Regions from separate parts of the Homo sapiens genome. Here region 1 is linked to region 2. A link is a loop called in an ENCODE intact Hi-C map of the cell type or tissue named here. Cell type or tissue: chondrocyte. All regions are shown on one strand. Links, peaks and the distances in the headings refer to the core of each region. The heading gives the core; the rest is flanking DNA.

The links. A loop is a pair of places that touch in the nucleus more often than their neighbours do. Peaks named below come from ENCODE experiments on the same cell type or tissue, not always from the same donor. Only the 100,000 strongest peaks of a DNase experiment are listed, where the experiment ranks them.
Region 1: a loop joins it to region 2, with 7 times the contacts of the local background. A loop is called at or near these places in 9 of 110 quality-filtered maps.

Annotation. Positions count from the first base shown.
Region 1 is chr4:26,407,774-26,413,451 of GRCh38, forward strand. The region is part of intron 3 of RBPJ (recombination signal binding protein for immunoglobulin kappa J region); the gene reads left to right. Among named protein-coding and RNA genes, the nearest start is that of CCKAR, 80 kb to the right of the region's middle. In chondrocyte, for the core only: CTCF peaks have their summits at 3,125 (motif pointing left) and 3,337; no DNase peak of the experiment used is centred there.
Region 2 is chr4:25,437,469-25,443,146 of GRCh38, forward strand. It overlaps LOC105374536 (a long non-coding RNA gene), which reads left to right. Exons shown (of 4, transcript XR_925494.3): 2 at 4,062-4,278. Among named protein-coding and RNA genes, the nearest start is that of ANAPC4, 63 kb to the left of the region's middle. RefSeq lists a silencer at 4,213-4,322. In chondrocyte, for the core only: CTCF peaks have their summits at 2,651 (motif pointing right), 2,891 and 4,242 (motif pointing right); no DNase peak of the experiment used is centred there.

The sequences.
Region 1 (5,678 bases), core at 454-5,453, 970 kb after region 2:
AAATGTAATATGTATGTGATTAAATTAATTTACATGTTAAAAGAGAATTTTTAGGAAGTTCCTTGAAGCTGACTAGATCTGAGCTGAAAAGAGGGGTAAAGCTTTCTTTCTTTTTTTTTTTTTTTTTTTTTTTTTTTTTGAGACAGGGTCTCTGTTGCCCTGGCTGGAGTGCAGTGGTATGATTTCCACTTACTGGGCTCAGGTGGTCCTCCCACCTCAGCCACCTGAGTAGCTGGGACTACAGGCACTCACCACCATGGCCAGCTAATTTTTGTATTTTTTATAGAGACGGGGTTTCACTATGCCGTCCAGGCTGATCTCAAACTCCTGGGCTCAAGTGATCCGCCTGCCTCAGCCTCCCAAAGGATTACAGGCATGAGACACCGTGCTTGGCCAAGAAGGTAAAGCTATTTAATTGGTAGTTTTAATCCTCAAAGATGAACAAGTGAAAACAATATTTAAGATTCATACTGCCAGGTACTGTTATTCAGGCTTACTAAATTTCTGATTATTTTATCGTACTTTACTAATACAACTTAAACACTGATTTAGGGTTAAAGATGGGAAGAAGTTGGTATCTGTAGTTTGGGACATAGCGTACCAACTCAAATTAGTGGTCCTTTTTTTTTTTCCCACGAAGTTGATATTAGAAATTCAGTATTTTTTTTTTCATAAATAAAATTTAGTGTGTGTTTATAGCAAGTTTTCTGCTTTTTAAGCAAAACAGAAAAAGTTAACACCCATCATTATGGAGGAAGAATCTAAAAGGCCAGCTGTGCACCTCATAGTGAATCCGAGGTAGAAACAGTTTCATATTGGCTCCAATCATGAGCCAGACATGATTCCCAAAGTGCTTTATAAATATTTTAAAGTTGTAATCCTCGTAACAATTTTGTAAAGTAGTCATGTTATGATCCAAATTCTGTGGGCAACGAATCTGAAAATCAGAGACTTTAAATGTGTCCAGGTTGACATTAGTTAGGAATCTGTGGAGCTAGGGTTGGAACTCTTGAGGGCCTAATTTTAAATATTTACCCTTTTTACTACCCTAATTGCCATACCATTCCATTTGCGTTTGAGTGTTGGTTATCTAGAGCAGGGATTGAGGAGGAAAAGATCCTTTAAATACTTAAACTTTGTAAACTTAACTTTGCCTAGGACTAACCCTTTTCCATTACCTAGGTGAGATTGGGCTAGCCCAATTGAATTATGAATAGATGTGTGTTTATCATATAGCTTCAAATTTAGGCAAGCTGCTTTTCTTTTCTCTGGATTTTTGAAGATGCATTTTAGTACAATTGAATTCACTTATTCTTTATTTCTGATTGGCTATTGTGTGCTAGGTTTTATGCAAAAGGACCTTTACTAGGAGTTTTAAAAGTCACTGTGTCATTTAATACCGGGATGTATAACTGAGGCCCGTTGGAGATAACAAAAGGGGAAGACCTATTTAGAAAATTGTGTTAAAGTCCAGATAAGGTTCCTGTTTGTTAGTTACTGTTAAAAAATACGGCCCGGCATGGTGGCTCATGCCTGTAATCCCAGCACTTTGAGAGGTCAAGGTGGGCGGATCACCTGAGGTCCGAGGTGCCACTGCACTCCAGCCTGGGCGGCAGAGTGAGACTCCGTCTAAAAAAGAAAAAGATCCAACATATATAGAGAGCTGTAGTGGTTTGTCAAGTTAAAATGGAAAATTTAACCATATCTTTTATTGTAGTAGCTTTTATTTTTCTTTTTTCTTTTTGAGACAGAGTCTCGCCTTGTTGCCCAGGCTGGAGTGCAGTGGTGCAATCTTGGCTTACTGCAACCTCTGCCTCCTGGGTTCAAATGATTCTCCTGCCTCAGCCTCCCAAGTAGCTGGGATTACAGGCACCCACCACCACGCACAGCTAATTTTTGTATTTTTAGTAGAGACGGGGTTTCACCATGTTGGCCAGGCTGGTCTCGAACTCTTGACCTTGTGATCTGCCCGCCTCTGCCTCCCAAAGTGCTGGGATTACGGGCGTGAGCCACCGCACCCAGCCTATTTTCAATTTCTGTGTATTATTTGGGCATGGCCTAGCTGGTCTAAAACCCCAGTCAAAAGAAAGCTTTAACAATCTAAGCTTTGAAGTCCTCTAAAAAATGAACAAAAATGATGAAAAGGCCAGAGTAACTACTTTCCTATATTTTTACTGATTTGTATTGTTAAAAATTTCAAAGTAGACCTGCATTACTTTATGATAAAGGGGAAACCCATTAAATTTACTTGATTTTTTTAAAAAACAGGTGTTAGTAGTAAAGGACTGCTAATGCTAATCTAGCCCTCTGGATGTCTGTCAAACTGCCCTGGATTCAGAGAAGTGTTCTGGGCTCTTACTTGGTGGTGGAGTGCACAGTGGGAAGAGGATCTGTCTTCTTTCTTGCCGATCCTGGTTCAGGCCTTTTTGAAGAGTTGCAAAGGCGTAAGGCGTGAGGTTACCTGGGGGCATGATCACAGTCCTCTTGGCTGTGTCTTTTTGGCATACAAAATAACTCCAGTGAGTGATGCTTAAAAATACTTGGTTAGGAAATTTTATCTCCAAATTTAAAATTGTTCTTGATGTTAAATATGGTGCCTAATAACTAGTATTTATTTGCATGGCACATCTAGTACCCCATTTATATTAGTGATTAATTTCTCATTAAGTAAGATCTTAGGTTAAAGAATAAACTTTTTAAAAGATTATTTTATCTAGAGCTTTCTTGAAGGAAGTAATTAAGCAGTAGCAGTAATGATGCTGTTAAAACAATGAACAGTAAAGTCATTTAGACTGATTCTGAAGTCATATTGAGATTTGTGTTAATTGGCCAATTGTGGCATGCAAAAAGTTCCTAAATATGGTCCTTGTGAACTGAATAATCATCAAAGGTTAGTGATGATTCTGCAAAGGTAGCAAGATAATGCAAATATCATGAGTTTGGATTCTGTTTAACCTAATTTATTTTATATATTGGAATGGATAAAAAGCCTTCTTTGAATCTGTAAGGCAGTTTTCAGACATCATCTCAAGATTTGAGGAAATCAGTGGTTGAAACAGTCTCTGAAAATAAAGACAACTGTGAAAGGAGTAAAATTTTAAATGTGTGCATATCGCCACCAAGTGGCAGAGAAAGTATTGTTTGTTATAGTTGATAGAGCTGCTAGGGAAGATGAGAAAATAAAGGCAACGTGTTTTATAGGATATCTTTTTATAGCAGCAGTTAAATTCTGTAAGCTAACCACTTTTCAGACTTTTCACTGAGTGTTTGATACATATTGACCAACTGCCCAAATTTTAAAAAATAGTCAGTTTCACACACCTGGCCTAAAATACACCACATAAGATATATTTTAGGCCAGGTGCAGTGGCTCATGCCTGTAATCCCAACACTTTGAGAGGCCAAGACAGGAGGATCCCTTGAGACCAGGAGTTCAAGACCAGCCTGGGCAACATAGTGAAAGTCTGACTCTGTCTTTAAAATTAAATAAATAAATAAATAAATAAAGATGTATTTAAGTTTTCTTCTGTTAATTTGGTGGCCTTTTATTTTTACCCCACTCCCTTTAGTTTCTTTTGCGTGTATTCTTGCCTTTTTTTTTTGTATATATGCTGACTTTTATTCAATCACTAGATTTTTACGAAGTATGGGCAACAACTTGATTTGTTTGCCGTATTTTAGGGGATGATGATATTGGGATGTTTAAGGTATGATTTTATCAGCAATATAGAAATAATTTGAATGTTTAGATTATATTGGATTTGCTACTTCCATCATGGCTTTTTGAAATAATTTAGAGTTGACTTTTTTTTTTTTAAAGACTCAGACTATTGAAAAGTCTTCATTTTTCTTATATTTATTACATGATTGGAAAGCACTTTCAAGATAGAACCTTGGTCAGTGTTTTGAATAGAGAATTTTTTATCAACCTGATTTTTACCATTTCATGCATTTTGTCACAGTACTTTTGAGAAAACCAGCACTACTCATTCTTTTATCAGTTTAGCTCTCTTTATATTTTTCAGATGTGAAATTAAGAAGTACCATTTATGGGCCAGGCGCGGTGGCTCACGCCTGTAATCCCAGCACTTTGGGAGGCCGAGGCGGGCGGATCACGAGGTCAGGAGATCGAGACCATCCTGGCTAACATGGTGAAACCCCATCTCTACTAAAAATACAAAAAAAAAAAAAATTAGCCAGGCGTGGTGGCGGGTGCCTGTAGTCCCAGCTACTCGGGAGGCTGAGGCAGGAAAATGGCATGAACCTGGGAGGTGGAGCTTTCAGTGAGTGGAGGTCGCGCCACTGCACTCCAGCCTGGGTGACAGAGCAAGACTCCGTCTCAAAAAAAAAAAAAAAAAGTACCATTTATGATAACTCATTGAGATTTGACTACTGTATTTGGCATATAGGTTGCGCATTCCCAATCCAAAAATTCGAAGTGCTCCAAAATCTGAAAACCCCGAGTGCCAACATGACCCTGTAAGAGTCTTGCTCTGTCATCCAGGCTGGAGTACAGTGGCACTATCTTGGCTCGCTGCAACCCCACCTACTGGGTTCAAGCGATTCTCATGCCTCAGCCTCCTGAGTAACTGGGACTACAGGCGTGCGCCACCATGCCTGGCTAATTTTTGTACTTTTAGTAGAGACAGTGTTTTGCTATGTTGGCCGGTCTGGTCTTGAACTCCTGGCCTCAAGTGATCTGCCTGCCTCAGCCTCCCAAAGTGCTGGGATTATAGGCATGAGTCACTGCACCCAGCCTGGAGCATTTTAGATTTGGGATGTTCAACCACTAAGTATAAATGCAAACAATCCAAGGTCTGGGGAAAAAAAATTCAAAACACTGTTGGTCCCAAGCATTTTAGATAAGGAATACACAACCTGTACTAAAACACAGCTCTTTTGAGTTTTATAGCTGATACACCAATTTACTAAGGAGTCTTAACATCAATGTTCAATTAAAAAAAACAGGAGATGTGTTTCCAAAATTGATGCCTTCTCAACCTCCTGAGAGTGTGCCAACCTAGGTATTTGACTCTGTGCCATAGTAAGCATTGGGTAGCTCCCAGCATTAGAAGCCAGAAAGCTCCCCTTTGTAGACTTGAACTGAACCCACTCCAAAACTAGCCCAGCTAATCCAGGCTTCCCTCCAAATTTAGAGTGACCTGGAACTGGGCCCACTAACTTGGCTGTGACCTTTATATCCTTGGCCTCAGTGTAAGTATACAGGCATGAAAACTGCTCTTTTCTATTGGATTAGATAAATGTGAGAGGACTACAGAGACTTCCCTCCTCCCTCAGTTAAATCCGTAGGGCCTCCTTGGTCTACTTGTCCGCTACCTCTGGCTTCGCTGCCTGTTAATCCCCCTCTTGCTCTGTACTCCAGCCGCTCTGGTCTGTTGGTTGTTTCCCCACTGTTGGTCACAGTCCTTCCTATCTGAGAACCTTTGCACTGGCTCTTTCCTCTGTGGAAATGCTCTTGCCCCAGGTGTCCACATGGCTTTAGGTCGTGACTCAAAGTCACCTTCTTAAGGAAACTTTTCCTGACCACCTTGGGCCGTCCCCATTTCAAGTACCCCTTGCCTGCTTTATTTTTTTCTCCCCATACTTATCACCAGCTAATGGAGTACATATGCATGTTATTTCACTCATTTATCTGTTTTTATTATCTCTCTCCTATT
Region 2 (5,678 bases), core at 190-5,189:
TTAGTAGAGACGGGGTTTCACTGTGTTAGCCAGGATGGTCTTGATCTCCTGACCTCATGATCTGCCTGCCTTGGCCTCCCAAAGTGCTGGGATTACAGGCGTGAGCCACCACGCCCAGCCATGATTTCATTTTTTATGGCTGTGTAGTATTCTGTGTGTGTGTGTGTGTGTGTGTGTGTGTGTGTGTGTGTGTGTATGTCACATTTTCTTTATCCAGTCAATCACTGATGGACATGTAGGTTGGTTCCATGATTTTGCTATTGTGAATAGTGCATAAACATACAAGTGCAGGTATCTTTTGGTATAATGATTTCTTTTCCTTTAGGTAGATACTCAGTGGTGGCATTGCTGGGTTGTTCTATTTTTAGTTCTTGAGGAATCTCCATACTGTCAAACTTAAGTTATTTATGGCCTCCTTTACAGGAAACAGTTCATAGGCCCCCAAGAATCTTCCATCAATGAACATTTGGAACATCCTCAGGCCCCAGTTTGAGAAACAGTGCATTGGATAGGTTGCTAGATGGACACCAAATGAATAAATATGGGCAGCAGGCACCTGCTTTGGCAGAGACTTCTTTGGGTCTGTGAAAGTCTTCCTTTATGTTGGATGAGGCTCATAACAGTGATTGATATCTGCAGGTGCAGGCATGGTCTGGACCAACAACAGCCAGCCACATGCTGTTCCTGCTATTTGCCATCTGCACTGTGTTTTGACTCCTATTTCAACTCCTATTTGCAGTACCATAGCTGTTTCCAGCTACCAATGACTCTAGTCATCAGCCAGGCTACTCAGCCAACCTGAAAATATGCCAGATTGTCCATACATTTCCAATCCACCATGATTTTAAAAATACTCATCCTATATTTCTATTAAAATCATAGAGTTTTAAAATCTTTTTATCAAAGGATTACATACATTAAGAAAAGGAAGCAAATTGTCACAATATAGTTTGATAAATGATCATAAAGTGAAAACACCCAGGTGATCAACCCTCAGGTCAAGAAACAGAATATTATCAGGATCCCGGAAGCCCACTTTATGCCCCCCACTCAAAAGATAACTGCTATGCTGACCATATCTTACTTTCATCTGGCTTTGAACTTCCTATAAGTAGACTTATCCGCACTGTACATGTATTTTTGTGTTTGTGTGTTTACTTTCTTTCTCAACATTATTTTTGTAAGATCCATCTGTGTTGTGTGTAACAACAATCTGTTTATTCTAATTCCCTTATCATATTCCATTGTCTGAATATGCCACAATTTACTTATCTATTCTGTTGATGGGTATTGGGTTGTTTTCATTATTAGGTTATTAGGAATAAACTGCTATGACATTCTTGTACCTTTATTTTGGTTCATATGTGTAAGTATTTCTGTTGAGTATATACCTAGGAGTGGGTCATAAGGTGTATGACAACAGTTTTTTTCAAAGTGATTGCGCCATTTACACTCCCACCAGCAATGTCTGAGTGTTTCAGTTGCACCGTCTATTTGCCAAGACTTGGTATTACCTGTCTGTTTCATGTTAGCCATTCTCTTTGGTGTGCAGTGGGTTGACATTGTGGTTTTACTTGCATTTGTGTATGACTTATGAAGTTGAGCATGTTTTCATATGTTTCTTGGCCATTTGTAAATCCTTTTTTGTGAAGAGCCTATTTAAGGGTCTTGCCTGGGGAAGTAGGAAGAGGATGAAGGCTAGAGATAGGCAAAGGTAAACCAGGGAGAACTTTGGGATTCACCATTTTACTGAAAACTTTTGGTACCTGCAAGTAATGATTCTGGAGTCACTGTATGTTATTCTGGGATGTCCATAGCTGAAAAATCCCTTTGTATGACAAGATGCCTGCAGGGAGGCTCTCTATTGCTCAGGTATGCTGGAACAAGTAAGGAATATGTTAGGGAGTGTGTCCCAGCCTGGCTCACAGAAAGGCTATTGCTTTTCCTAGGCCATTTGAGTTTCTAACTCCCACCAACAGTTTTAGTAGACCTTAACCTTGCAATCAAGTTGTAGATTATAGTACTATTGAACCTACATGAATCAGCCCCTCAGGGCCAAGGTCACATATTTGATTAGAGGCAAGTCTCATTTAAGTACATTTTCTCCCCGTGTGATGTTTATGAAAATGATGAAATTCATAGCATTTTTCTACTTCTCTGTATTTCAAATCAACCATATAATTTCCCCCTTTTGAAGGCTGCTGCAATGTAAATGGAAAAGCTCATGATTTGGGCTCAGACTATACCAGTTTAACTCCCAGTGCTAAATTTAACTAGTTTTGTGATTTTGAGCAAGTCACTTTACCTTTTTGAGACTTAATCTGCTTGCCTATAAAATGGGTACATCTACCTTACAAGGATAGGATTCAGATAATTGATGCAAAAGCAAACTGTAAACCTTAGGTTACTGGACAAATCAATATTATTATTTATGTTAGTTTGGGACCTATAGAAGGAGATCTTGGAAAATTGTAGGGCTGGGAGCCAGAGGCCATGGAAGATAGGGAAGGAGGTGAAAGTGGGAAAAATTACACCCTGGAAACCCAGTGACCAAGTCTCAACTCCTGGCTGGCTTGCATCAAAAGCTGGAGCCTGAGCGTCTGTTACAAGTGAAGGAGCCAATGCAGAAATTCCTCTGACCACTAGAGGGAGCCATACCTTAGGCTGGGCATCAGATGGGCCTCTATTATCTTTAGCAAAGATCCCCATGGTGCCTGCCACTTTGATTTCACATCTGTAGGTCTGAAAAAAGCACTAAGCTTGACACTACTTCTCTTGATTTTAAAAAATTATCTTCTTCCTCAACATAACCACCACTACCATCATCATCCTAGTCTTTGCCCATCTGTCCATTAGTCTTGTTATCTCTTTGCCCTCTTTTAGGAGTGAAACAATTGCCTTTAAAATCACAATTTATAATGAGAAACGTAATTTTCTAACAATCCAGAGCCTGTGTCTACCCACCAGGATCTCTTTTCTCTTTAGTGCAATTACATGAAGTGCCAACTTTTAAATCACAAGTTGGCTGGCCGCCTACGTCCATCAGAGGACAGGCCTGCCTTGGAGGGGAGCCATGTGGCCAGGGCTGTGCAAAGCCCTTCCATTGTTGCGTTTGATTTCTTCAGAAGGGGAACACCAAGGCCATGTGAGGGTCAAGCCTGAGAAAGAATGTTTATTTTTGGAGTTTCTGATAAGACCAAAAACAGACAGAAAAAAAGAAAAAGTTGAACATTCAGCACATTCATTTTACTGATACTAATGCTGCTAACTTCTCTGGGAAAATTCAACTTAGACAACTCCGCGGTGATAAGAAAGCAGTGTCCCCACACATTTTCTCAATTCCTGGAGGAGGGCAAGGCGGAGGATGTTGCGTGTTTCTCCTAGAGGAAAAAGCTCAATCCTAGAGTCAGCTGGGTCAGCCTGAAACCTCCCCTCCCGTGGGGTTCACTCCCACCTCTGCCTGACACTCAGGTGGAGCTCTGCTAGGAAGCTGGTGGGGTCCTGGTGCCTGCTCCACTCCCTGGACTTCTGCCTGGGCTCCCACAAGCTATGAGGGAGTACTTGGGGGTCAGGAGCCTCAAGAGCATCCTGGAAAGTTTAGAAAATTTCACTTTTCAGGCCGGGCACAGTGGCTCACGCCTGTAATCCCAGCATATTGGGAGGATCACCTGGGGTCAGGAGTTCAAGATCAGCCCGGCCAACATGATGAAACCCCAATTCTATTAAAAATATAAAAATTAGTTGGGCGTGGTGGCAGGTGCCTGTAATCCCAGCTACTCAGAGGTTGGGGCAGGAGAATCACTTGAATCCAGGAGGCGGAGGTTGCAGTGAACCAAGATCATGCCACTGCACTCCAGCCTGGGTGACAGAGTCAGTGAGACTTTGCCTTAAAAAATAAAAATAAAAAAGAAAGAAAAATAAAATTTCACTTTTCTTTCATATATTCAGGCATTGCTTTAAAGATAATTAGCATTATCATTTCTGTCACTTTAAGGGTAATATTAAGAGAAATAAAACTCAGGGGGTTTGGCTGATTTCTGCTCATTGTTTCTTTTATTCAGCCAATATTCCTGGGGCATGTACCATGAACCAGGCTCTGTGCCAGCTCCCGCAGATGCAAGATGAAGACCTTGCCCTTGCCCTTGAGTGGATGGAGAGGACACAGATGGACAAGCACCTAGATGAGATGAGAGGTGTAGGGGTTGGGCTTAGCTCTGCCTGTGGGAACCTGGGCAGGCTTCATCAGGAGGTGGCGCTCAAGTCCAACTGAAAATATGGGTAAGTCATTCCCTAGACTGACAAAGTAGGAAAGGGCATTTCAGACAAAAGCACAGTGTGTGCAAAAGCTTGGAGGTGTCAATGATTGGGTCACCTCCTCCGACTTGTAAGTCAGGTTGAGTGTGGTTGGGGTGTTCTCTGGAGAGGAACAAGAAGTCTGGCTAGAGAGGTGGGCAGAGATCATGGAGAGATGATGTGCCATATTAGGAAGTTAGGGTGTCATTTATTCATTCAACAAACACTGTGTGCCTCCGATATGCCATCATCATTGTGGGCGCTGATCAACATCCAAGCCTTGCCCTTATGGTCTTACATTCTAATGGCGAGGGAAGGATAGACAATAATCAAGTACACAAATACATGAGCAAGGTAATTTCACATAACAGCACAGCTTACAAAGAAAGGTGAGGCAGGTTAAGGAGCTAGAGAGAAAGGAAGGAAGAGGGAAGAAGTTGCTATCTAGGTTAGGGCATTTGAGAAGAGATCTGAGTGAGGTGAGAGAAGAGGCTGGGTGAATATCTGGGATTGTGGGGGGTGGGGTGGTGGTGGGATGGGGGGGCCAGAGGACAGCAATAGCAAAGGCCCTAAGGTGCGCAGAGGTGCAGGGGCCAGATCAATAAACCTCAGAGGAAATGGTAAGGCCAGCAGGTTTTATCCTAAATGAGATGGGACACCGCTGGAGGATTTTTGTGTTTGAGACAGGGTCTTGCTCTGCCTCCCAGGCTGGAGTGCAGTGGCACAATCGTGGCTCACTGCAGCCTCTACCTCCTGGACACAAGTGATTCTCCCATCTCAGCCTCCTGAGTAGCTGGTGTGTGCCACCACACCAGGCTAATTATATTTATTTTATTTTTTGTACAAATGGAGTCTTGCTTTGTTGCCCAGGCTGGTCTTGAACTCCTGGGCTCAAGCCAGCCTCCCACCTCAGCCTCCCAAAGAGCTGGGATTACAGGCATGAGCCACCATGTCTGGCCCACCACTGGAGCATTTTAAGGAGAGGAAGAACAGGATCCTAGTTCTGTGGTAAAAGAATCACTCACAGCTGTGTTAAGAATCGACTGTAGGGAAGAAAGCGCTGAACAAGGGAAGCTGGTGAGGAGCCTATTGCAATAACCCAGCAGGAGCTGCCTCCCGATGGGGAGGGGTGGTGGCCACGGAGTAATGAGGTACGGAATCAGGTTCTGCATACCTCATTCTCCAGCTCAGTGGCTCTCAAAGTGGGGTCACTGGACAGCGGCATCAGCCTTACCTGAGAAGGGGTTAGGAATGCAAAATCTCAGGCTCACCCACACCTGTTGAATCAGAGACCAGAGGTGTAGGGCCCTGCTCAGCAAGCCATGTGTGGTAAGCACGCTCTCCAGGTGATTCTACCCTTCAGGTGATGTGGGTGTACGTTCAAG